7 separate regions of the Homo sapiens genome follow, and regions 2, 3, 4, 5, 6 and 7 are each linked to region 1. A link is a contact called in ENCODE Hi-C or POLR2A ChIA-PET data. All regions are on one chromosome and are shown on one strand. Each heading gives the region's core, a stretch centred on a gene start or an enhancer-like site at or near the end of the contact. The rest is flanking DNA. Distances are from core to core; before and after follow the strand shown.

The links. A loop is a pair of places that touch in the nucleus more often than their neighbours do. ChIA-PET counts read pairs that join two places held with the same protein, here RNA polymerase II (POLR2A). Pooled maps may share reads with other maps.
Region 2: a loop to region 1 is called in a map of ascending aorta, with 6 times the contacts of the local background. The contact joins the promoter of METTL26 here to the promoter of CRAMP1 in region 1. A Hi-C loop is called at or near these places in 1 of 168 maps with a recorded cell type or tissue (ascending aorta), 3 of 37 single-sample maps with no recorded cell type and 14 of 50 pooled maps.
Region 3: a loop to region 1 is called in a map with no recorded cell type, with 7 times the contacts of the local background. The contact joins the promoter of STUB1 here to the promoter of CRAMP1 in region 1. A Hi-C loop is called at or near these places in 4 of 37 single-sample maps with no recorded cell type and 10 of 50 pooled maps. POLR2A ChIA-PET finds 5 or more read pairs at or near these places in 2 of 52 experiments (CD8-positive, alpha-beta memory T cell and Panc1).
Region 4: a pooled map shows a loop between it and region 1 (14-fold over the local background). The contact joins the promoter of PDPK1 here to the promoter of CRAMP1 in region 1. A Hi-C loop is called at or near these places in 3 of 37 single-sample maps with no recorded cell type and 10 of 50 pooled maps. POLR2A ChIA-PET finds 5 or more read pairs at or near these places in 1 of 52 experiments (activated CD4-positive, alpha-beta T cell).
Region 5: a loop to region 1 is called in a pooled map, with 4 times the contacts of the local background. The contact joins the promoter of METRN here to the promoter of CRAMP1 in region 1. A Hi-C loop is called at or near these places in 1 of 168 maps with a recorded cell type or tissue (B cell), 4 of 37 single-sample maps with no recorded cell type and 9 of 50 pooled maps.
Region 6: a loop to region 1 is called in a map with no recorded cell type, with 17 times the contacts of the local background. The contact joins the promoter of CHTF18 here to the promoter of CRAMP1 in region 1. A Hi-C loop is called at or near these places in 6 of 37 single-sample maps with no recorded cell type and 8 of 50 pooled maps.
Region 7: a loop to region 1 is called in a map of OCI-LY7, with 7 times the contacts of the local background. The contact joins the promoter of LMF1 here to the promoter of CRAMP1 in region 1. A Hi-C loop is called at or near these places in 1 of 168 maps with a recorded cell type or tissue (OCI-LY7), 3 of 37 single-sample maps with no recorded cell type and 9 of 50 pooled maps.

Annotation. Positions count from the first base shown.
Region 1 is chr16:1,610,542-1,613,807 of GRCh38, forward strand. CRAMP1 (cramped chromatin regulator 1) reads left to right here and starts at 1,819. Exons shown (of 21, transcript NM_020825.4): 1 at 1,819-2,116. IFT140 (intraflagellar transport 140) reads right to left here and starts at 1,531. Exons shown (of 31, transcript NM_014714.4): 1 at 1,427-1,531; 2 at 123-312. RefSeq lists silencers at 1-237, 1,476-2,005, 2,026-2,145, 2,176-2,335 and enhancers at 1,266-1,325, 1,714-2,214, 2,215-2,715.
Region 2 is chr16:634,776-638,041 of GRCh38, forward strand. It overlaps METTL26 (methyltransferase like 26), which reads right to left and starts at 1,530. Exons shown (of 6, transcript NM_032366.5): 1 at 1,319-1,530; 2 at 837-999; 3 at 506-565; 4 at 114-181; 5 at 1-22. The coding sequence starts at 1,515. It overlaps TRG-CCC2-2 (tRNA-Gly (anticodon CCC) 2-2), which reads right to left and starts at 2,031; the gene lies at 1,961-2,031. LOC100287175 (a long non-coding RNA gene) reads left to right here and starts at 2,177. Exons shown (of 4, transcript NR_149003.1): 1 at 2,177-2,281; 2 at 3,248-3,266. RefSeq lists enhancers at 470-1,129, 2,560-3,266 and silencers at 1,192-1,371, 1,422-1,541.
Region 3 is chr16:678,394-681,659 of GRCh38, forward strand. It overlaps STUB1 (STIP1 homology and U-box containing protein 1), which reads left to right and starts at 2,017. Exons shown (of 7, transcript NM_005861.4): 1 at 2,017-2,291; 2 at 2,759-2,957; 3 at 3,045-3,210. The coding sequence starts at 2,133. It also overlaps the pseudogene STUB1-DT. RefSeq lists silencers at 1,496-1,605, 1,886-2,095 and enhancers at 2,776-2,825, 2,796-3,266.
Region 4 is chr16:2,536,447-2,539,712 of GRCh38, forward strand. It overlaps PDPK1 (3-phosphoinositide dependent protein kinase 1), which reads left to right and starts at 1,575. Exons shown (of 14, transcript NM_002613.5): 1 at 1,575-1,690. The coding sequence starts at 1,667. RefSeq lists silencers at 1,082-1,391, 1,502-1,711, 1,722-1,851 and an enhancer at 1,970-2,670.
Region 5 is chr16:713,379-716,644 of GRCh38, forward strand. It overlaps METRN (meteorin, glial cell differentiation regulator), which reads left to right and starts at 1,740. Exons shown (of 4, transcript NM_024042.4): 1 at 1,740-2,015; 2 at 2,206-2,606. The coding sequence starts at 1,912. RefSeq lists enhancers at 756-1,354, 1,953-2,550, 2,551-3,148, 3,149-3,266 and silencers at 1,499-1,808, 1,909-2,338, 2,439-2,498.
Region 6 is chr16:787,370-790,635 of GRCh38, forward strand. CHTF18 (chromosome transmission fidelity factor 18) reads left to right here and starts at 1,251. Exons shown (of 22, transcript NM_022092.3): 1 at 1,251-1,406; 2 at 1,562-1,756; 3 at 1,841-1,991; 4 at 2,178-2,346; 5 at 2,808-2,900; 6 at 2,978-3,030; 7 at 3,156-3,266. The coding sequence starts at 1,316. It overlaps RPUSD1 (RNA pseudouridine synthase domain containing 1), which reads right to left and starts at 1,012. Exons shown (of 6, transcript NM_058192.3): 1 at 887-1,012; 2 at 187-375; 3 at 1-108. The coding sequence starts at 368. RefSeq lists an enhancer at 1-285 and silencers at 735-824, 845-1,304, 1,485-1,544.
Region 7 is chr16:969,484-972,749 of GRCh38, forward strand. It overlaps LMF1 (lipase maturation factor 1), which reads right to left and starts at 1,501. Exons shown (of 11, transcript NM_022773.4): 1 at 1,305-1,501. The coding sequence starts at 1,497. RefSeq lists enhancers at 1-697, 2,680-3,266 and a silencer at 743-1,912.

The sequences.
Region 1 (3,266 bases), core at 569-3,068:
GCCGGGATCGTGGGAGGAGACGGGAGGGTCCCGACGCCCGCCACCGGTCACATCCTCGGCCCCAAACCCCGGCCTGGCTCCTAAGGACCTGGGTCGGCCGCCCTAGCCCTAAGGCCACTCACCTCTGCCAGGCCGCTGAGCCGCCGCGCGTTGCCGGGACAACGGCGCGCCAGGAACGCGGAAATAGCCGAAGGTGAGCGAGGCGGCCCCGAGGACTCCCGAAGCGCCCCGAGCGGCCGGAAAGAGCCGAAGGCGATCGGGCACGCACGTGCAGCTCCGAGGCCCGAGCGTCGGGGGCCAGGTTATTCCGCTCTGCAAGAGAGAAGCGGGACGAGCTTTTTCTAGGAGAGACGGCGGCGCAGGGCCGGCGTCTGGGTCCCCTTTGTGTGGAGGGCGCGCTGTCACAGCCCCGATCAACCGCGGCATCCTCCCCTCCTGGGCGTGTTCCCTTCCCGTGCATCCCGAGGCGGAGCCTTTCCAGCACGCGGCGGTCTCGGCCCAGGCCTTCCCTGGGCTCCGCTTTTCTAGTTTCGGAGCGGAGGGCGTGGGTCAAGCGTTTCTGGGAAAGTCGATGCGCTCGGCAGTGTCCTGAGGTGTTGGGTGACTGAGGGCCTGTTCCATCGCCGGGCCCCGGACTCCACAGAGCCAAGCGAGGCAGGGAGCGCCCCCAAGAAAGCAGCTGGCGGCCGGACGCGGGGCTCGCGCTTGGGCTTCCAGCTCTTGGGGGCTGGGGCGGGCGGATCGTTGGAGCCCAGGAGTTCGAGACCAGCCTTGGCAACAAGGCGAGATCCTGTCTCTAAAAAATTACAAAAATTAGCCGGGCGCGGTGGCGCCTCTAGTCTCGGCTACAGGAGGCTGAGGGAGGAGAATCGCCTGAGCCCCGGGAGGCGGAGACTGCAGCGAGCCGAGATCGGGCCACTGCACTCCAGCCTGGGCGACAGAGCGAGTCAAAAAAAAAAAAAAAGAAAAGAAAAAGAAACACTGGAATTTGAGCCGGGCGCGGTGGCTCACGCCTGCAAACCCAGTACTTTGGGAGGCTGAGACGAGCGGATCACTTGAGGTCAGGAGTTCGAGACTAGCTTGGCCAACATGGTGAAACCCCGTATGTACTAAAAACACACAAATTAGCGAGTATGGTGGCGCGCGCCTGTAATTCCAACTACTCGGGAGGCTGAGGCAGGAGAATCGCTTGAACCTGGGAGGCGGAGCTTGCAGTGAGCCAAGATTGCGCCACTGCACTCCAGCCTGGGCGACAGAGCGAAACTCCGTCTCAAAAAAAAAAAAAAAGAAAGAAAGAAACACTGGAATTTGAAAAACACCCCTCTGCTTTCTTGCTATGAAGAAAATGACCAAGTGCCCAGCGCCGCTCGGCTACGCTAACGTAGCGCAGAAGCACATACTCCACCCAGGAAAGGGTGCGCTTAACTGCCTCAGACGTGCTTCCACACTTCTCAGAACTCAGGTTCGCGCCCGATTCCACACTCCGAGCTACCACGCCGTTTTCTTCTCACGTATCCGTCAACACTGCTGCGGCCAATCACAGCACGGGCCCTGGCCTATTGGCTGTCTGTCCACCAATCCAAAGAGACGCACAGTCCGCAAGGTCGCGAGGCTGGCGTCACAACACTACTGGCGCCGCGGGCTCGCCCCCGACGCCCACCGGGCTCGTACGTGCGAGCGCGCCCGCCCAGCGCTAGCCAATGGGAGCGCCGTTTTGGGGAGACGGGCCCGAAGAAACATTGGGGGTGCTCGCCCCCGCGTTCGTCGCCCCGCCCCGCGCGCCCGCGCACCCCGGCCCCGCCCCCGCGCGCCGTCCGTGAGGTCCCCACCGGCCGCCGTAGCCGGAACTGCTGCTGAGGGCGGCGGGCCGGCTTCGCTAGGGTGAGTGGCGGCAGTATCTGCGTCCGCAGCCCCCGCAGCCGCGCGCCGGCCCGCGGAGGGGACGTGCCGGGGCTAGCGCCGCTCGACCAGTCGCTTCCGAGGCGGACGACCAGCCCGGCGTTGCGGCCTCCCTGCAGCCGGCGCTCGGGGGCCGGGGCTGCCCGGCCCGGCTGGTTCTGCGGGCACCCGGGGAGGCCCCGGGAAGCCAGGCTGCCGCCCGGCGTTGATGAAAAAGGTGACCAAGGCTGGGCGGCGGGGCTGTCATGGCGAGGCCCGGCCGGGGGGTCCTGTCGGGCGGCGCGGGAGAGCGCGGGGGGGGCGTCGCTTCCACAGCGCCCGGTACAGCCACAACTGGCCTCAGGGCGAGGAGGCTTCTGCGTCCCCATCCCGAGACGCGAGCCGGTGCGGAGCGGGACGGGGCTGGAGGAGACTGCGCCTCCGAGAAAAGTCCGGTCTCGTTGGAGGTTCTCGCGAAAAGGAGGCCATCCCCCTGCTTGTTGGCCCTTAGGGTAAAGTCTGGACGGCGTCGGTCCTTTCAGTGGCGAAAAGCGCTTCCCCGTGCTCGGTCGGCGTCTTGGGTGTGGAGCCCGGCGAGCGGGCGAGTTCACTCTGGTGGCCGAGTTTGTTTTGCTTGGGTCCCGGGTGGCCTGCGGGCGGACAGGTCCCTGGGCAGCGGGGTTCTCAGCCCGAGACGAGGTCTTTGGGGGTTTAGGTTTCTTGAGTGGAAAGAGGTGGGTTGAGGGGGAAGAGTGGGAAGTCTTGCCACGAAATCCCTTAAGTTGGGGTGTTTGTCGTGGGTGGTTTTGTTCTTTGGCAGAGTTTTTTTTAAAACTAGCATGAACTCGAGATTCCCTAGACCAATTCCGACAGGAGAAAACGGCCACGGATCCTTGTGTGATCTGCACCTCAGGGTGGGGGCATCATTGCGACTTTGAAGCCATTTCCCGATCTCTCGGAAAGAGAGGTCCTCGCCCGCGTCCCTGTATTTCGTGGTTGGTGTTGGTGCCTCGATCGTGTGTTCCTTTGAAGTGGAAATGCCCCCGTTCTCAACAGTTGAGTTGAACGCAGGGTCAGTATCTGCTGAGGAATCTAATCTTCAGCGTTTTTGCTTCCTCACACGTGCCCGTCCCGGACTGTTTCTGGGCTGCAGCTCTTGCTGTGTACCTGATTGTCTGAGTTTATTTTTGAGTGGCTCTGCTTTCTGGGCTGCAGCATTTTTAGTCACTGCACTTTGTTGTTGACATTTTACAGGGCGGTGGGTAGCAAAGTTGATGCAATAATTTTATTAATTGTTGCCAAGAGTTTTAACACCATTGTCTTCTACCGCTTCTTGCACCTGGACCCGGACATAACTGGGCTGTCACTTTCCCGGGTGGTTCCAACCT
Region 2 (3,266 bases), core at 280-2,779, 980 kb before region 1:
CCGAAGCCCCCATTCTGGGTTCCTGCAGAGGGTGGGGAGATGGAGTCATGGCCTGGGGGGTGCCACCCAAGCCACCTGCCACCTGAGCCAGACCCCCCGCCTCTAGCTCTGACCTGCATCTGAGCATCAGGTCAAAGTCCACGTTGCTCTGGGGGGAGATCTTCCCATTGATGGCATAGGGCTGTGGGCATGGGGACACAGCCCACTGGACCAAGGTCGGGGTATTTCCCAGAGAGCCTGGGACAGACTTGCAGGCTGGGGTTTGGAGAATGAAAGGGCACCCCCTCCCTGTCCCCAAGAGGGAGTCAGCCAAGGCCAGCCTGGTGGGCAAGGGGGTAGGGAGGCTGGCAGATGACCCAGGGAGGGGTACAGACTGGAAGTGGAGGGGAGGCCGTGCTGGTGGCTGGGCGGGGGGCAGGGAGCCCAGGAGGGAGGACTCTCAGCAGGGCAGGAGACAGCAGCTAGGACTGGGAGCGGGAGGCCCGCCGTGGACAGGCCCACTCACCCCGTAGGTGATGAGCAGGGCCCTGGGTTTGAGCAGGTGTCCTGCTGCTCTGAAGAGCCCCTGGTGAGTAGGAACAGGACGGCAGTGAGGTGCTGCCCCCAACAGAAGCCAGGCCCTGAGGCTGGAGACCCTCACCCCGACTGTGATGGGGGAGGCTGGAGACCCTCACCCCGACTGTGATGGGGGAGGCTGGAGACCCTCACCCCGACTGTGATGGGGGAGGCTGGAGACCCTCACCCCGACTGTGATGGGGGCAAATCTGGCATCCCAGCTGCCCCCATGCAGGGTGAGTGGTGCCACGGCAGACACCCATGCTGGGCTCCCCACAGACCTCCGTGCAGCGCAGGGGGCTGACATGGGCCATGTTGATGCAGAGCAACAGGTCCAGCGACTGTGGCAGGATCCCGCCCCAGTGCTCCCAGCCCCACGTCACGTCCAGGTGTAGCGGGGCCTTCACGTTGGTCAGGCCCTGGGCTTGCGTGGTGGCCGCGATGCTGCAGGAGGCGAACGCTTGGGTGGGGGCCGAGTCCTGTGCACCCGCCTTTCCGACGCCCCCACAGAATTTCTTAGGGGAGGCTGGGGGGCACGTTGAGGAGCGGAGACCAAAGCGGCTGGGAAGGGGGACCCCGAGGTCCACCCACTTCCGCAGCCGCGGGGGCCGCACAGCTAGGGCCTGCCCCGGGGGCACCCCCAGGCTCCCACCCCGCACCCTCAGAGCCCGAGCCGCATCCTTTTCCTCCGGGGCTGCGGGCCGTGGGCTCTTGAGGCCCCGGACCGCCGCACCGATAGAAGTGGCCGCCCCGGGGGCCGCACCTGTCCAGGCAGCGCTGGTCCACGTCCGACGGCTGCCACTCGGCCAGGGGGAAGGCCCGCGCGAAGTGCGCTGCGTGCTGGCCGGAGCCCGAGGCCACCTCGAGGACGCGGACGCCACGCTGGGCCGGATCCAGGTACTGCCGCAGCACGTGCAAGATGGGATCCTTGTTCCGCTCCGCGGCCGCCGCCACCAGCATCGCGGCAGCAACAACTCCCCGCCGCGGACGCGGCGCGGGTCGCGTCGGGGGCGGTGGCCGGGCTTCCGCGGGGCACGTCGGGAGCTGTAGTCCAGATACCGCGGGGCACGTCGGAAGCTGATAAACTACAACTCCCAGGAGCACGCGCGCCTCCTGTTAAAGGACCAGCAGTCGCCAGAGGCACGGTGGGGAGCGGCTCAGCGGTGTGTGGCGGTCCCAGGCAGGGGACTGAACGGCGAGCTTGGCTTGCTGGTTTACAGGCGCCTCAGCTCAGGCACCCTGTCGCCCATGGCCGTCCAGGGTTTTCAGGGCACCTGTGTCACTCTCCGAAATTTGTGTCAGCGCTGCGCCAGACTGGGCGCCTTCCCTTGGTTTCGGGTTTTCTCTACTTTTAAATTTCTGGCGTTAGCGAGAGTTCGATGTTCAAATGGGAAAAAAAACTAAGTGCGCCGCCCGGGAATCGAACCCGGGTCGCAAGAATGGGAATCTTGCATGATACCACTACACCAGCGGCGCTGTCTAAGACAGTTGCTGCCCGCGGAGACAAGAGACTGTGACGCGGGAAGTCCTCCGGGCGTGCGCCGCCGCTGGCGCCGGGCTCAGCGCAAGGGAGCTGGCGACTGCATAGGAGGACCCAGCTGGCGGGACCGCGAGGGTAAGAGTCTCGCGGTGCCCCCCAGTGCCGGAGGGGAAGGAGCGGGCGTGAAGGACGCGAGCTGGAGGACAGTCTCGATTCGGGCCTGAGCCGTGGAAGCCGTTGGCCTTCGTGAGCCGATGGGGGCGAGGCCCTGTCGGGGCGGGGCTGGGGAGAGGGCGGGGCTGGGCTGGGGCCCCCTGTTGGTCCGAGTTTAGGGCGGGGTTGCCGGAGGGGCGGGGCCATATCGGGGCGGGTCCGAGAGGGGAGGCGGGGCTGGGGGGCGGGACATGAGTGTGGACTGGCGGGTTGGGGCGGGGCCAGAGCGGGGTTGCGGCAGGGGCGGCAGGGGCGGCAGGGGCGGCAGGGGCGGCAGAGGGCGGGGCGGGCGGTCCCAGCCTGCAGAACTGGGCGGTCTGCGGGAGGGGCACGAATAATGCCCCAGGGTTTCTCTGTGACACTGGGGTAACAGCACCAGCTCAGGGCCCACGGATAGCGTGAGGGGTCGGTCGGTGACCCCCGAAATCAAGTCACAGGCCGCGATTTATGTGCGCCCGAGGGTTGGGGTCCCAGCCTCAGAGCCGGGCTCTTCTCCAGAAAGTGCCAAGCGCCTGGCTCTGCATTCAGGACTGGCTTAGCGCCTTTGCTGAGCCGTTTTTCACCAATGGGAACCCCATATCGCTCTGGCTAGGGCAAGGACGTTGGAAGGGGTAAACCAGGGAGGGCCAGTCACGTGGCTCAGGGTAGGAGAGTGGCTTACAGGCTGCCAGTCTGGGACTGGGAACGCGGGCCATGGGGGGCTCAGGGAGTCAGGGGTCAGGGACAACCCTGCCAGGAGATGTTGGTGTCCGCCGTGGTGGTGACTGGCCAGACCCTGCAGCAGGCTCTGCGGCCCAAGCCCACGCTTTCCTCGCCTGACTGGCCGCCTCCATCTCTCTTTCTGTGGGCTGAGCACTTTCCCTGCGCCTCCTTCAATGCGCACCCTGCCCCCAACCCCCACCTCGAGGAGAGCCCCAGGAGGAGGGACCTATGATGACCAGTGGTTCTCCTGGGGCCCATGCACCTCTCCTCACCCAGATTTCACCTGGGCTTCCCTAGGCACAGGAAAGAGGAGCCC
Region 3 (3,266 bases), core at 767-3,266, 930 kb before region 1:
GGCGTGGGAGTTGTTCCTGGGCCACAGGTGCTGTGTCTGTGGGAGCTGGGGGCACGCGGGATGGCTGGGGGCCGGGCGTGTGGTCAGGCCAGGTGTGTGGTCAGGCCGGGTGTGTGATCAGGCGTGAGTTTGGGAAGTGTTTATTGAGCTCCCGTAGTGGCCAGCCTCCTCTTCAGCCTCCCTGCCGTCCAGTGAGACCCGGAGGCCTGAGGTTCTGTGGCAGGTGAGCAGGCCTGGGCCATGGCCAAGTTTACTCGGCCTGGGTTCCATGCTTCTTGGCTGGCCTAGCATCCTCGTGGGTGGCCAGGCTGGGGCCAAGGTTGGGCAGCAGGTCTGGGCACAGCCTCTGCCCCACAGCCCAGGTCCACAGTGCTGTCTCCACTAGGTAGGGAGTCCACTGTCCTGAGGCACTGGCTAGGGAGGGGCACACGGACTCAGGCCCAGGGGCACGGGCCACCCCAACCTGCCCACACACAGTTCATTCCCCTTGGCTCAGAGCTGTGGCCCGCTCTTGAACCTGGCCCAGGTACAGCAGGTAGTACCTGAGGGTGTACTGTGGGGCCGGCCAGCCGGGCACTGTGGCCACCGCCTCATCTGACATGAAGGCCTCCATCTCTGGAGCTCCAGCTGCCAGGACTGCTGTGAACAGCGAGGAGAAGCAGCCAGACACACCCCATCAGGACAAGCTCTGGGAGACCCTGCTCCCAGCAGCCCAGGGCCCTATGGTTCCTGCTCCTAGCGACACGCAAGGGCCCAGACTGCCCGCTTCACAGACAAGAACGCCTATGTACCCAAGTCGTGCCCACCCAACTCACCCGAGGCTGTGGTGGGCCCACACCGCAGAGGGCACACAGCTCGGTGACTGCAGCCCCCACATCTGGCAGGAGGCAGAAGGTGGCGGTCGAACAGTGCACAACCAGCTCAGGGGGATTGGTGGCCACCAGCTGCTGCAGACGTGGCCGGAAGCGCCCCTCTGTGGGAGGCCAGGTCAGGGTGCCTGGGGTGCTGGACCCACCAGGGAGGCCCCGCCCCCACTGGAGACACCCGCCCCGCCGATGCCACGCCCCAATGAAGACCCGCGCTACGGAGGCCCTGCCCTCGGGGCGGGCCGCCCTTCACAGTCAAGCTGCCAGGCCAGCAGCCGCTCCAGCTCCCTGTCACATGCTTCTCTGCTCTGCCCCTGATGGCCGCTGGCAACTCTTCCCGATACCTGAGGAAGGGCGGTGAGGGGAGGACTGGCCACGGAGGACGCTCGCCCCACCGATCTCTATCCCCTTCCACTCTACCAACAGTCCGGGGCTTCCAGCCGCCCTCGGGGGCTCGCGCTCGCCCGTAGCACCTCTCGTGGCGCTCCAGAATGGCAGCCCAGCGACTGGGGTCCTCACACCCCACAGCGCGTGGGAAGCCGCTACGTTCACGCGCAGGGGCGGGAGGCGGCGGCTGGGGGCGGGGCCTCTGCTGATGGGGCCGGGTGCTGGGGGCGGGGCCTCTGGATTGGGCGGTTGCTGGGGGCGGGGCCTCTGCGGATGGGGCTGGGGGCGGGGCCTCTGCTGATGGGGCCGGCGGCTGGGGGCGGGGCCTCTGGATTGGGCGGCTGCTGGGGGCGGGGCCTCTGCGGATGGGGCCGGCTGCTGGGGGCGGGGCCTCTGGATGGGGCCGGCTGCCGGGGGAGGGGTCTCTGCGCGTTGGGACAGGGGCGGAACCCCAGGTGGTCGGGACAGGCTGTTGCGGGAGCGCGCCCTCAGCGAAGCAAGTGAGGCATCTCACTGGGAAAGTCGAATGTGTGTGGCGGCCGCCGCCGAGGCGGGTTCCGAAGAGACCTCAGCAGGGCAGGCCAGGGCCTACGCGAACGCCCACCCTTAAGAGCGCGGGGACAGGGAACTGGAGCGTTCCTCCCAGCCCCCGACGTCGCGGGCCCAGTGTCCCCGTCCAGGCTGGTTGGGCGCACGCGCGGCCCCACTCGCCCCCACGCGTGCGTCCCCGCTGGTCCCGCCCCCGGCCGGAAGTTCCGGCGGCGGAGCTGGGCCGGGCCCGAGCGGATCGCGGGCTCGGGCTGCGGGGCTCCGGCTGCGGGCGCTGGGCCGCGAGGCGCGGAGCTTGGGAGCGGAGCCCAGGCCGTGCCGCGCGGCGCCATGAAGGGCAAGGAGGAGAAGGAGGGCGGCGCACGGCTGGGCGCTGGCGGCGGAAGCCCCGAGAAGAGCCCGAGCGCGCAGGAGCTCAAGGAGCAGGGCAATCGTCTGTTCGTGGGCCGAAAGTACCCGGAGGCGGCGGCCTGCTACGGCCGCGCGATCGTGAGTGCGCCCGCGCGGGGAGGGCGGCGGCGGTGGCACCGGGGAGGGCCGGGCCCGGGCCCGGCCGGCCCCACCGAGGGTCTGGCTCCTCTTCGGGGCGTGTCCTCGGCTCCCAAAGCCCAGCCGTGGTTCTCGAGCCCAGCGCCGGGTGCCGGAGAACGAGGGTGCGATGCTGGATGGAGGCCGGCCGGGTGGGGGGAGGGCAGGGGCCCTCGACCCTTGAGGACCCCAGGTCCTAAGCCCGGACTCTCCAAAGATTTGGAAAACTTTACAAAACCAAGTGGAATCAAGCGGATAGGCTCAGCCAGTACTCCACTGTGCACAGATCCTTGGACCCAGGGGCTTTGACAACTGAGAAACCTAGTTTCTTGATTCTAGCCAGAGCGCAGAAGCTGGGACGGGCCGTGGGTCAGAGTGGGCACGCTGAGCCTACGCCCTCATGCGGCTGGCCCGGCCTTGGTCCCTAGACCCGGAACCCGCTGGTGGCCGTGTATTACACCAACCGGGCCTTGTGCTACCTGAAGATGCAGCAGCACGAGCAGGCCCTGGCCGACTGCCGGCGCGCCCTGGAGCTGGACGGGCAGTCTGTGAAGGCGCACTTCTTCCTGGGGCAGTGCCAGCTGGAGATGGAGAGCTATGATGAGGCCATCGCCAATCTGCAGCGAGGTTGGCTGACAAGCTGCCCGGTTGTGGGGCCTCTGGGGCCAGGCGGGTGGACTGGCCAGAGAGTGACGTGAAGCCCCCGTTCCCCAGCTTACAGCCTGGCCAAGGAGCAGCGGCTGAACTTCGGGGACGACATCCCCAGCGCTCTTCGAATCGCGAAGAAGAAGCGCTGGAACAGCATTGAGGAGCGGCGCATCCACCAGGAGAGCGAGCTGCACTCCTACCTCTCCAGGCTCATTGCCGCGGAGCGTGAGAGGTGGGACCCTCACCCCAGGCCGCCCTGTCTTGGGATAATTCTGAATCACCGACTCC
Region 4 (3,266 bases), core at 325-2,824, 930 kb after region 1:
GCTTGGCCAAGCATTCTGGCTGCCACTGGGGCCCCCAGGACAACTGAGAACTGTCCTTTCTTCTTTGACCTTCAGCTGCCCCTCTCTCCCCTGTCCCCTGGTGCCTGCTCAGATGCTTTCTTCTTGTGACCCTTGACCCTTGGCCCTTGGCCCCTGCCCCGAGGCTCCTCCACCCTGGGCTCCGTGTTCTAGAGTTCACTGTGTACTAGTTCCTCAAGCTGTTTGTCCTTCACTGCTTCCGATTTTTCTGTGCATTACTCAAGAACTGCATGGGCATGTGTCAGTATAAAAAAAAATAAAGTTGGCCGGGCGCGGTGGCTCACGCTTGTAATCCCAGCACTTTGGGAGGCAGAGGCGGGCGGATCACGAGGTCAGGAGATTGAGACCACGGTGAAACCCTGTCTCTACTAAAAATACAAAAAAATTAGCTGGGCGTGGTGGCGGGCGCCTGTAGTCCCAGCTACTCGGAGAGGCTGAGGCAGGAGAATGGAGTGAACCCGGGAGGCGGAGCTTGCAGTGAGCCGAGATCGCGCCACTGCACTCCAGCCTGGGCGACAGAGACTCTGTCTCAAAAAAAAATAAAGTTGGCCGGGCGTGGTGACTCACACCTGTAATCCCAGCACTTTGGGAGGCGGAGACAGACAGATCACTGGAGTTGGAGACCAGCCCCTGGCCAACATGGTGAAACCCTGTCTCTACAAAAAAATACAAACATTTGCCTGTGTGTGGTGGCACATGCCTGTAGTCCCAGCTACTCGGGAGGCTGAGGCAGGAGAATCGCTTCAACCCGGGAGGCGGAGGTTGCAGTGAGCAGAGATCGAGCCACTGCACTCCAGCCTGGGCAACAGAGCAAATTTCCATCTCAAAAAAACCAAAAACCCAAAACAAAAAAACACAAAAAAACATTATCGACATTAACAACTACAAGGCGCCCGGCTAATTGTATATTTTTAGTAGAGACAGGGTTTCTCCATGTTGGCAGGCTGGCCTCGAACTCCTCACCTCAAGTGATCCGCCCGCCTCGACCTCCGCCTCCCAAAGTGAGCCACCGTGCCCGGCCGTGAATGTGACTTGATAGCCCAGATTTCCTTCCGTGAACGCTTGTTAGTTGTGAAACTAGCAAAGTTGCGCCTCTGAGTTTACGCAGAGCCGGCTCCGGAATCCGAGTTCCGGGTTCGAGCACAGCTCCGCCGCTACCTCGGGCGTGACCTTGGCCGGAGCCTGGTCCCCTCTGAGCCTCAGTTTCCCGGTCTGGGATGCCGGAATGACAGCTCGCCCCCTGCCCCGCCCAGCCCCGCCCAGCCCCGCCCCGCAGGCCCTGGGATTGGTTCGCGCGAGGTCCCCCTCCCCAGGCGGGGTCGGGCCTCTCCCGCCCGCCAGGCCCCAACCCGGAAATGCAGCTGGAGCGGAGGCGGAGCCCACTAAGGCCGCGGCGGAGCGACGATGGGCGCGGCCAATGGGCGCGGGCGTCGGCTGCGGCGCGACGGAAGTCCTGCCCGGCGCCGCGCGGGGGCGGGGCGGCGCCGGGGGCGGGGGGCGGCGGGCGACGGGGCGGGCGCAGGATGAGGGCGGCCATTGCTGGGGCTCCGCTTCGGGGAGGAGGACGCTGAGGAGGCGCCGAGCCGCGCAGCGCTGCGGGGGAGGCGCCCGCGCCGACGCGGGGCCCATGGCCAGGACCACCAGCCAGCTGGTGAGCGCGCGGCGGCGGACTGGACGCGCCGGTTTGTTACCCTGCCGGGTCCGGCGGCCGCCCGGGTCCGGCGAGGCGGGGCGGCCCGGGGTCCCGAGGGCCGGGTGCCTCCTTACCTGCAGCCGGGCGGCCGGGCCGGGGATGGCGGGCGCCGGCCGAGGGCGCTGCTTGGCTGCGGCGGGGAGACCGGGCCTGGGTTGCGGCGGGCGGCGGCCTGGCCGGGGGCGCTGACAGACGCGCGGAGGGCGGGGGAGGCCGGGAGGTGTCACCCGGCCCAGCGGGGTGGAAGTGCCTGGAAAGTTTGTTTTCGGCTTGGCGCAGCCTGGAGCCGAGCCTCCAGGGTTACCTTTCGGTTCTGTCTGTAGAGGAACCGCCCTGGGCTTCCACCTGGAACGGGGTCCTTGGCGCCTCCGCCTGCGAGAGAAGCAGAAGGTGCAAGTTCTTGCTGAAAGCACCTGATGCTCCTGGGCCCCCTTTTCCAGATTCTTGATGACAGTGGTCGGGAAAACTCGCCTTTCACGGCCCGGCCAAGGGGCATTTGGGTGCTTTTGCTGCCCGTGGCTGTGCTCAGCGTTGTGGGAAGCCCCTGGGAGGCCGAATGTGCAGGATCACCGAGGGGAAAGTGAGCTTGACAGGTAGGAGGGATTTTAGGGGAAGGACCAAAACAAACCACTTGTTGGGTGAAATGTTTTGCTAAAAGTGTCGCTGGTGTTTCTATATTTTCTCTCTATCGCTAAAAGTATCCCTCGTGTTTTTATGTTTTCCATATGCTAAGTTCTACAGTCTGGGGACGACGGTTTAAAAATTTATGCCTTGTATGCGATGTGCAGTGGGTGATGGAAGAACGTCTACATGGCTTTAACATTTGATTTAAAAGGCAAATATTTTAAATGAAGGAAAACCCAAGAAATTTAATTGATCCCGTGTCTTCCAGGATGCGGCTTTTTTTTTTTTTTTTTTTTGATGGAGTCTCCCTCTCGACGCGCAGGCTGGAGTGCAGTGATGCGATCTCAGCTCACTGCAACCTCCATCTCCCGGGTTCAAGCGATTCTCCTGCCACAGCCTCCTGAGTAGCTGGGATTACAGGCGTATGCCACCATGCCCGGCTAATTTTTGTATTTTTAGTAGAGAAGGTGTTTCGCCATGTTGGCCAGGCTGGTCTGGAACTCCTGACCTCAAGTGATCTGCCCGCCTCGTCCTCCCAAAGTGCTAGGATTACAGGCGTGAGCCACCACGCCCGGCAGATGTGGCTTTTTGATAGGCGTTCTTGATCTTTTTTTTTGTGGGGCGGGGAGTGGGGGGTTGTGAGTCTGTTTGAGAACCTGAGGAAAGGTATGGGCCCTCTTCTGAGAAAAAGGCAGAGTGACGCTGAATTTTGTAACTACGTCAGGAGGCTCTTGAACTTTCTGCAGCTCACTCGTGGACTTTGTAGAGATGCGTGTTAAGGAAGAAGGTTCAGCTGAGAAAAATGTTGAAGGGATGCCTTTCGCTATTTCGACATGTGTGGCTGTACACCAGAGTGGCCCGGGTAACATAAAAACATGAATTAGGCGGATTGGCCAGGCTCAGTGGAGGC
Region 5 (3,266 bases), core at 490-2,989, 900 kb before region 1:
TCCCAGCACTTTGGGAGGCCAAGGCGGGCAGATCACGAGGTCAGGAGATCGAGACCATCCTGGCTAACACGGTGAAACACCCTCTCTACTAAAAAAAGAAAAAATACAAAAATTTAGCCGGGTGTGGTGGCGGGCGCCTGTAGTCTCAGCTGCTCGGGAGGCTGAGGCAGGAGAATGGCATGAACCCAGGAGGCAGAGGTTGCAGTGAGCCGAGATCGAGCCACTGCACTCCAGCCTGGGCGACAGAACGAGATTCCGTCTCAAAAAAAAAAAAAAAAATGGACCCACTGCACTTGCTTGTCCACTCAGCTGCAGACAGGCCTTTGGGAGTCTTCCACCTTTTGGGGATTGTGATGGCTACTTCTGACCTGCACCTCGCCCAGAGCAAGGGGCTGGCCGAGCCCAGTAGGCGCCTTGTTCCTGTTTGGCCTGGGAGGGCCCTGGGGTTGAGGGAGGGCCTGGTCAGTGGGATCCAGCCTCCCACTGCCACTGAGCCATCTGGCCTCATCTGTCCGACTGCCACTGGTGAACTCATCTGTCCACCATGAGTTTCGAGCGCCGGGTGGCAGGAGGTTTGGGGGCAGGGGACGGAATGTTCACATCTTCAGGCTGCACAGTCTATGCTGGTCCTTGCAGTCCCCGGCTAAAGCTTCTGTCGTCCGTAAGGGGTTCAGTATGTAGTGGGACCCCTTTGCTTGTGCCTTAGGCCTTCTGTGATCTGACCTGTCGTCCCCACCCACCACCCATGCCCTGGGGTTTCACTGGGCTGCCAAGAGCTCCTTCCTCAGGCCCTTGACCCAGGCTGTCTGCTCTCCCCCATTCTCTTCCTGTCCACCTGGCCAGCCACTGCCCACTTCCTCCCATCAGGCCAACTCAGCAGTCCCGGATGCTGGGAATCCCACACTGCTCCAGCCTGAGGCTACAGTGTGTTTGCGAATCGCCTGTTTCTGCTTGTTTCATCTTGGTGGGGGCTGCTCCTGTGGCCCAGGGGTGTCCTCCCAGCTCCTGTGTCTCCACGTGCTGCAGGCCTGCAGGGGTGCCCGTGGCTGCTCCATTCACGCCCCTCCAGGAGCCCCGTCTGGCCCGGGGTCGGTCATCCGGCAACTATGGGGTGCCGCTAGGTCTGAGGAAAGGGGCCTAAGCCTGCGGGCTGCGCGCTCTTCAGCAGGACCCCCTCCTGCAGACGGCCTTACCAAAACCCGAGGCCTGGCCCCGCTCCAAGGCGCAGCCCCCAGGCCAGGCCTTCCCCGCCTCTGGAGTCATGACCCCTCTCCTCTGGGGCTCCACCGGCCTCTGGTCAGCAGGACCGGACCTGGTTGGGAGGGATGTGGCCAACAGGCCCAGGTCCCAGTGTTAGGAAGGAGCAGGCCCGGCCGCCCGCGAGGCGGAACCACCAGGTGGGCCACCTTCCCTACCGCCACCCCGAGGTTCCAGTGGACATCAAAACCTCGGCTCCATCAGAGGCTCCAGGACTCCGATCGGGACAGCGCGGGGGGCGAGGCCAGGGTGAGGGCGCGGCGAAGGAGAGACGCACAGCGCGGGGCGGGCAAGGAGCCTCCCTTCCGCGCCAAGGCCCCCCCCAACCCTCGAGGCGCTTGGACCGTGGGATAGTCCTCCGGCGGCGCCCGAGCTCCGGCCCCGCCCCCGCTCCGCCCCGCGCCTGCTATTGGCGGAAAGTTCCGGGCCGCGCCGCGACTGGCCGACACGCCGCAGGCCCCGCCCCCTTCCCGACCCGCTCCAAGGCGGCCCCGGCGCTGGGGCTGCGCGGCAGGCGGAGCGGCCGCGGGCTTGGGGGCTTCGCCGGGGCCGGGCGGCCGGCGCCCCCGGCTGCTCCCGCCGCCGCCCGGACCCGCGCCCCGCCGGGGCAGCGGTGGTGAGAGCCCCGACTCCCCGGACGCCGCCCGCCGTGCCATGGGGTTCCCGGCCGCGGCGCTGCTCTGCGCGCTGTGCTGCGGCCTCCTGGCCCCGGCTGCCCGCGCCGGCTACTCCGAGGAGCGCTGCAGCTGGAGGGGCAGGTACGGTCCGGGGGGCTGTCCCCGCACTTAGGACGGGGTGCGCTGCGGCTAGGACCCCCCAGGCGCCCCTCGGAGCGCGCAGAGCGCTGGGCCGGTTTCCCCATCCGCGAGGCGGCCTCGGGAGGGAGCGGGGGCTGCGCCGGGCGGGGACCCGCCCCCGTCTCAGCGCCCCGTCCCGTCCTGTCCCCAGCGGCCTCACCCAGGAGCCCGGCAGCGTGGGGCAGCTGGCCCTGGCCTGTGCGGAGGGCGCGGTTGAGTGGCTGTACCCGGCTGGGGCGCTGCGCCTGACCCTGGGCGGCCCCGATCCCAGAGCGCGGCCCGGCATCGCCTGTCTGCGGCCGGTGCGGCCCTTCGCGGGCGCCCAGGTCTTCGCGGAGCGCGCAGGGGGCGCCCTGGAGCTGCTGCTGGCCGAGGGCCCGGGCCCGGCAGGGGGCCGCTGCGTGCGCTGGGGTCCCCGCGAGCGCCGGGCCCTCTTCCTGCAGGCCACGCCGCACCAGGACATCAGCCGCCGCGTGGCCGCCTTCCGCTTTGAGCTGCGCGAGGACGGGCGCCCCGAGCTGCCCCCGCAGGCCCACGGTCTCGGCGTAGACGGTGAGTGGCGGTCTGGTTGGGACAGGGTGGGAGTCCCGAAGTCTTACCCTGCCTGGGCTTGGCGGGAATGTGCCTTGTCGGCCCCACTGCAGAAGGAAAAAGTGAGCTACAAGGGTTGGATGGGCTTGTCAGGCCACACAGCCTGGGACTGCTGGGGAGGGATGGCCTCCCCGCCCTCCCTTCCCGATTCATCTCTGGAAAGAGCTGGCAGGGGCAGAGTGGAGGGAAGGGGAGGCCGGGCCCAGCAATCCTGGGCCTCTGGTCCCTGAACGGTTGGGGGAAGAGATGGTGGGGACAGAATCGAAGCCTCCGGCCAAAGCTGTCCGGGGCTCCCTGGCCCAGCGGTGACCTCTCTCCCCTCCCCCAGCCCAACCAACAAAAGTCCAGTGTGCAGCCCGGTCACCATGGAGACGCCGCTCGCCTCCCTGCAGGGCACCAGGCCCAGCTCTTGCTTGGCTCTCCTGGAGCTTGGCGCCTGACCCTGAAAGGGATGGGCTCTCGCTATTCTGCCCCCTGGCCCTGGGCCAGGGACCCCAGACCACCCTTCCTCTGCCCCCACTTCCTATCACCCTAGCTGGGCTGCTGCTCTTCAGACCTCAGATCCGGGAAACTAGAGGGGTCCCAGATGCTGGGGTGCATATGTCAGATGGGAGTGCAGGA
Region 6 (3,266 bases), core at 1-2,500, 820 kb before region 1:
TTGGTCACGCGCCGCTCCTTGAAGCACCTGTACGCGCTGCCGGCGGCTGCCTTGTTTAGGGCCACGCACAGCGCCCCGCTGGTGGAGAAATCCAGCTGGTGGCAGAACCTGGAGTGGGACAGAGTCCAGAGTCTGAGCCACTTTCCTCCACAGACGCCACCGTGGGGCTCCGGCCGCCCCCCCTACCTGAACCCGTAGCAGGTGTCAGGGTCGGCCAGCTCGGGAAAGCGGTACCGCAGCTGCTTCTGCAGGGTCAGAGTCTCCCGCCACGCCTTGCTGTCAATGCGAACGTCCCAGTGCTTGTTGACCACCAGGAAGTCGCGGCTCCGGTACACGATGGACAGGTTCTCCACGCTGCCTGGCTCCATGGCCGGCCTGCCGAGCCACGCGTGGGTGCGTGTGCTGTGAGCACGTGGTGCGCCCCCAGCCCAGCATACAGAGGTACCCGCACCGCCCCACCCGGGCTCCGGTGCGAAGCCACCGAGCCGGGTCCGCAGCCCTACTGTGCACCTGCATCCTCAGTCCCCGAGATCAGTCCCCAGGGCGTCAGCTGGGGAGTCAAGGAGTCAGCCTGCTCCGGGCTGACCTGAAGGGCCCTGCCTGACCTAAGCCTGGAGAAAGAGCCCGTTCCAAACCTGCCCCACAGATCCTCCCCACAGACCCTCCCCTCCAGGGGATGCACGTGAATGCCTCTGCCCGACGGTGGGGGCGGGGAGGGGCTGCAGCACTACCAGGCCCGGCAGCCAGGTCTGCCCGCAGCGCGGGTTAGGGCTGGGGCCTCCTCGCTCCCCGCAGTCCGCGCAGACCCGCGCCCCGCACAGGCCCGGTGGGCAGGCCGACCCTGGCTCCGAGCCCCTCCCGCGCCCACGCCCACGCCAAGACCAACCTGCTGCCGGGCCGTGCAGTCCAGGCCCCCGATGCCGTGCCCGGCGCCGGCTCCAGCCGCGCGCCCGCGCGCTGGCGACCCAGAGACCCTGGAAGCTCCGCTCCGGACGCCTGGCAGCGCTTCCGCCCTGCACCGCTGCGCGCGCAGCCCCGCCCCCCCCCCCGGCCCGCCCCCGGCCCGCCCCCGCCGCGGAAGGGCGGCTGCGGCGGCCAATGGCGAGCTCCCCAGGACAGGACGCGGGGGCTGCGGAGCAGGAACTCGCCCCGCCCACCCCTCGCGCAGCCCCGCCTCCGCCACGCCAACCAATGGCGCGCGCCGCCGGGCACGCCGGCTGCTGATTGGCGGCGCCCGGCACGCTCGGGGCGGGCAGTGCGCGACGGCGGCGGCGGCGCGGGAGGTTCGGAGCGGGAGCTCGGGCTCGCGGACGGTATGGAGGACTACGAGCAGGAGCTGTGCGGCGTCGAGGATGATTTCCACAACCAGTTCGCGGCCGAGCTGGAGGTGCTGGCAGAGCTGGAAGGTGGGGCGCGGCCCCCGGCCGTTGGGGAGGAGCTGCGAAAGCCGGGACAGTGGCGACCTCGGGGAGGGCGTGCCGGGGGCCGAAGGGGCCTCCACGTCGCCGCTGGCGGGATCTGCTGTCTCGGGGCGGCCGCTGACAATCTCCTCTCCCAGCAGGGGCGTCGACTCCGTCGCCCTCCGGGGTCCCCCTGTTCACCGCGGGCCGACCCCCGCGGACGTTCGAGGAGGCCCTTGCCAGAGGGGACGCGGCCTCCAGTCCCGCCCCAGCCGCATCTGTGGGCAGCAGCCAGGGCGGCGCCAGGAAGAGGCAGGTGGACGCCGACCTGCAGCCGGCCGGGTCCCTGCCCCACGGTAGGTTGGCGGCATTGCCCCAGGGCCTCCGGAGTGGGCGCGAGGCTGAGGAGGCCTCTGGTTCCCTGCATGTGTCTCCCCCAGCCCCCAGGATCAAACGGCCTAGGCTGCAGGTGGTCAAGAGGCTGAACTTCAGATCGGAGGAGATGGAGGAGCCGCCCCCTCCCGACTCCTCGCCGACGGACATCACCCCGCCGCCGAGCCCTGAGGACCTCGCAGAGCTTTGGGGCCACGGGTGTGTGGCTTGGACATGGGCGTCCCATCCCATCTGTCCAGTGGGACTCAGATGGAGCCCATCCCGTGCCCTGGATGAGGCCTGGGGGGTGGGGAGGGTTCCATGGCTGAGAGCAGTCTCGGACACCCATATCCAAGGGTGACCCCACGCTTGAGTTTCTGCCACTGAGCCCCGGTCTCTCTCCAGAGTCTCAGAAGCTGCTGCCGACGTGGGTCTCACACGGGCCTCACCAGCTGCCCGCAATCCCGTCCTGAGGCGGCCCCCCATCTTGGAGGACTACGTCCACGTGACATCCACGGAGGGCGTCCGGGCTTATCTGGTGCTGCGTGCTGACCCCATGGCCCCGGGGGTGCAGGTGCGTGGCTGTGGCCTTCCTGCACGGTGGGTGGGCCAGTGCTGCTCAGGAAAGGGTCCTTGGAGCCCCTCACCCCTGCCATTTGCTTAAAGCGGGTCCTGTGCAGAGCCCCAGGGGTGCAGAGGGGGAGGCTGCGTCATGGGGCGTAGACTTAGAGGACACAGCCTCCCCACAGCAGGTTGCTGTCCAGCCTGTTTGTATGGCCTCGGGTGGAGAGGGCCTCCTTGCTTCCCCTCCTGCTTTTGCCCTTTCCTCCTTTCTCCTAAAGCTGCCCCCAATTTCCCTTTGCAGCTGACCCATCTGGATGGCTTCATTCCTTTGGCACCCCTGTCCAGTCTCCCACCCCTCACTGGCCAGCTTACTGGGGTTGTCCCACCCGGGTCCCTGAGCACTGATGGGGGCTGACGTGAATCCTGTGACCTAGGAGGGGCCCAGAGGCAATTGTCCTCCCTTCCCCACAGGGCTCTCTCCTCCACGTCCCATGGCGAGGCGGTGGCCAGCTGGACCTGCTGGGTGTGTCCTTAGCCTCCCTGAAGAAGCAGGTCGACGGCGAGGTAGGGGCTGCGGGTTTGCTGGGGGGCGGTGGCGGGGCCGCCTGAGCCCTCCTGATTCCAGCCTGTTGTTTGCACAGCGGCGGGAGCGGCTGCTTCAGGAGGCCCAGAAGCTTTCAGACACCCTGCACAGGTGACTTGGTTGGCCCTTCCGCCCTGGGGACCCTTGTTGGCTCTTGCACCAACTCCTAGCTCCTAGCGTGTGGGTTGGCATGGTCCCTGCGAGTTGTTTGTGGCTCAGGACGTGGTCCTCTCCAGTCTCAGGTCGGGGGAGGAGGAGGCAGCCCAGCCCTTGGGGGCCCCTGAGGAGGAGCCGACTGACGGTCAAGACGCCTCCAGTCACTGCCTCTGGGTGGATGAGTTTGCACC
Region 7 (3,266 bases), core at 251-2,750, 640 kb before region 1:
GTCGAACTGAGCATCACTCCAGCACAACCAGGCTACCAAACTTCCCGCGACGTGTGTGGCACAAAGGCTGTGCAAAGAAGAACTTCTGCAACCTGACCCTTTCCTTCCACACGTGAGGGAAGCAGACGATGGAAGGAAAGGGAGACGTCCAATGCCCACGGCCTACAACCAACGCGTGGGCAACGCCCGGGGCCAGCAGCTCCGGAGCCCTCTGGGACGGTGACTGCCCACGCGCCCCGCTGGCTGCATCTCGGCCTGGCAGGCTCCCCTCACTTCCATACTCATTTGAGAGCCTCACTTGAGGTTCGTAGCTCCTGACACGTTGGGCTTATGAAACATGTATCCGTGTGATCACATGTCACCGTGATCACAGAACCGTTCTCTTCCAAACCAGTTCTGGGTTGTAGGGACTGGGGAGAGAGGGAGTTGGAATCGCCAGCTGCCCCTGGCCAGGGGATCCAGAGGTTTTGAGCGTGAACTGACTTTTCTCAGAGCTCTGCTCTGTAGGCTGCGCACGCGGGCCCCGCACAGCTGTGGGGTGAAGGGTCTCCGCCAGTGGACCCGGCCAACCACATCCCACAGTGAGGCGCAGGCTTCACTTGCAGATGAGGTTCCGGAGCTGCCCCCAGACCTCCGCTGGGAATCTTCCCGAACGCAGACTGAGCTAGTCGAGAACACTAAAGGAGAAACTCCAGTCTGGCCACCAGCCAGTCACCTTCCCTCAGCCCCTGGGAGACGCGAAGGAGGCTCCCGGGCCGGCTCCTCGGATTTTGGCAGGGGCCGCACGCGGCAGGGATGTGGCGTGCGGGCGTCCAGTTACAGTGGGAACCTTCACCGTCAGCACAGCGCTGTGTCGGGGACAGCAGGAGCGCCTCGCCTCTCCAGGCCGCCCCCCGCCCCGCAGCCAGGACGCAGACCCCCGACCTGCGCACGGACGGGTGACCCTCCACCTGCCCAGCTCTCCTGGGAACTCCTGGGCCAGGGCCCGGGCCGGCCCCGCCTCGCATAGCCCCGAGCCGGTCCTGGCAGGCGCGGCCGTGCAACTTCGGGGCTGCGGGTGGAACCGGGAGCCCAGGAGCCCAGGCCGGAGGCTCGAGGCGGCGACAGGGGTAGGGCCGGGTGCGCTGTCGCCAGCAAGCCTTGTCCTGCCCTGCCCGCCCCGCCTTGCCCGGGCCCCAGCAGGAAGGAGGGCTGCGTGGGGGCGCCGCGGCCGCGAGACCGCGCGGAGGAGTCTCGAGGGAGGGCGGGGGTCGTGGTGCGCGGAGGTGACACTGGCGGATGTCCCGGGCCCGCCCGGCACTCACAGTACACGAAGGCTAGGGCCTTCAGGAGCACGATCCGGGTCAGCCAGAAGGTGCCCGTGTGGAGATGGGCCGGAGAGCCTGCGGGGCCACGCCCCGGCGCGGGCGGCGACTCAGGCTCCGGATCCGAGTACCCAGTCTTCCGCCTCCTCAGCGACTCCGCGGGCGCCGCCATTGTTGGGCTGTCAGGGCGCATGTGCGGGGAGGGCGCACTCCCGGAGGCCCCGCCCATTCTCGGAGGCCCCGCCCATTCTCGGAGGCCCCGCCTCTCCCTGGCCGGCCCTGCCCACGGCCGAAGGCCCCACCCACACCCCGGGAGGCCCCGCTCACAGTCCCGGAGGCACCGCCCCCTCCAGCCGGCCCCGCCCACGCGCGGGAGCGGGTGCCCGGAGCCTGCCTCCTTCGCAGTTCTCGCTGGGCGCTGCTGCGGGTAGGGCGCGGGGCCGGGTACCTGGGAGGTGGTGCGCGTCGCCCGACCCGAGCTCACTGGGGCAGGCACGCGTGCCTTCCGTCAGTCCGAGTTGCAGAGGCCAGGTGCCCTCCCCCAGCCAGGCGCCTTCCCAGCTGTGGTCCTGGGGAAGGTGGGCTGCACAGGCCCTGGCGGTGCTACCACTGCGTGCCCCTGCCTCACAGCTGACACTCACTCTCTGCGGAGGAGGGTGCTAGGGCGATCGTCGCAGCCAGCAAGGGACAGAGTAGGCAGGGCTGTGCCTGGAATGCTCGGGGGACCCTCCCCTTTCTCCCAGCCTGAGCACCCTTCCGCCTTTGCACAACCCAGCTCCTGCCTGCCCTTGGGACTGGACTTCAAGCTGTGGGGGAAGAGGGGGACTCAGGACTCAGGAGGGAAGGGCTAACTGCCCAATGCCCCAAACAGAACATGAAGGAGGACGCCAGCACTCTACACTCTGATGACTGGAGCGGGGTTCTGGAGGCTGATGTGAAGCGGGTGCTAGGAAGGGCTGGGGTCACAGGCATTCCTTAGAGGAAAGAAAGGGCGTGAGGCTAGAGTAGGCATTGGAGACCTAGGGGTTAGTGAATAAACTGTGGGGCACTTAGGTGGAAGTGCAGATTTCTCCTTATTCATTTGTCAGCACTCTTTACGTATGAAAAATCCTGTTCTTTTGTGTATATTGGAAATATTTGTCCTGGTTTTTTGTTTTTGTTTTCATGTATTCTTCTCTTTTGCCTCTCTAGCTTTCCTAGTGTTTTGGCGTATCAATTATCGCCACTGGGTTGGTCAAATGACCCGTCTTTATTGCTTGTTTAATTACCTGTTTAATTATATCTTCACCACCTGCAGTGTGAGCCTTGTGTGGGCAGGGACTGACTGTGGACATCGGGCCCCCAAATCCAGGCCTGACCAGCAGTGGCCCGAGCTTCCTCTCAGCCTCCACCTTCCCTGTGTTGCTGGGGCCGTAGCATACGTGTACATCTTATGGTTTAATTCATTTTTAGTTTCCATTTCTTTTCTATGAAACCCCCCTTAGGAGCCCAGCTGTGAAATGGGACCCTGTTAAAGATGTTGCAACGGGTACGAACACACAAACATCCTCCGCATGCTGGCCCAGCCTCCGGGAGCGTGGTGTGTGCCTGAGGGCTCGGAGCCTTGGGGATCGCAGGAGGCATCGGCCCTGGCTGGCGCCCGGCACCCAAGTCCCTCCACAGAGCCCACGACCCGTACCTCTCCTCGTGACCTGGGGGCCAGCTTAGGAAGGGCCGGCACAGCCCACACTGTTCCCCTCATCTGTGGGGAACAGGGAGCCCCACACCCTGGGACCACGCCTGCAGAGCGGGCCCTGTCTGGGTGCCAGGCCTGCTAGGGGACGGACGGCGAGAGGGACTGCCCTGCGTCAGGTGTGGCCCTGCGCTGTCCTCAGGTGGGGCTGCCCTCACAAGGAGGCTTTGTGCACAGCTTCCCCTCGCTGGGCCGAGCTGCTCTCCCCGCGAAGGGCACAATGGGGCATT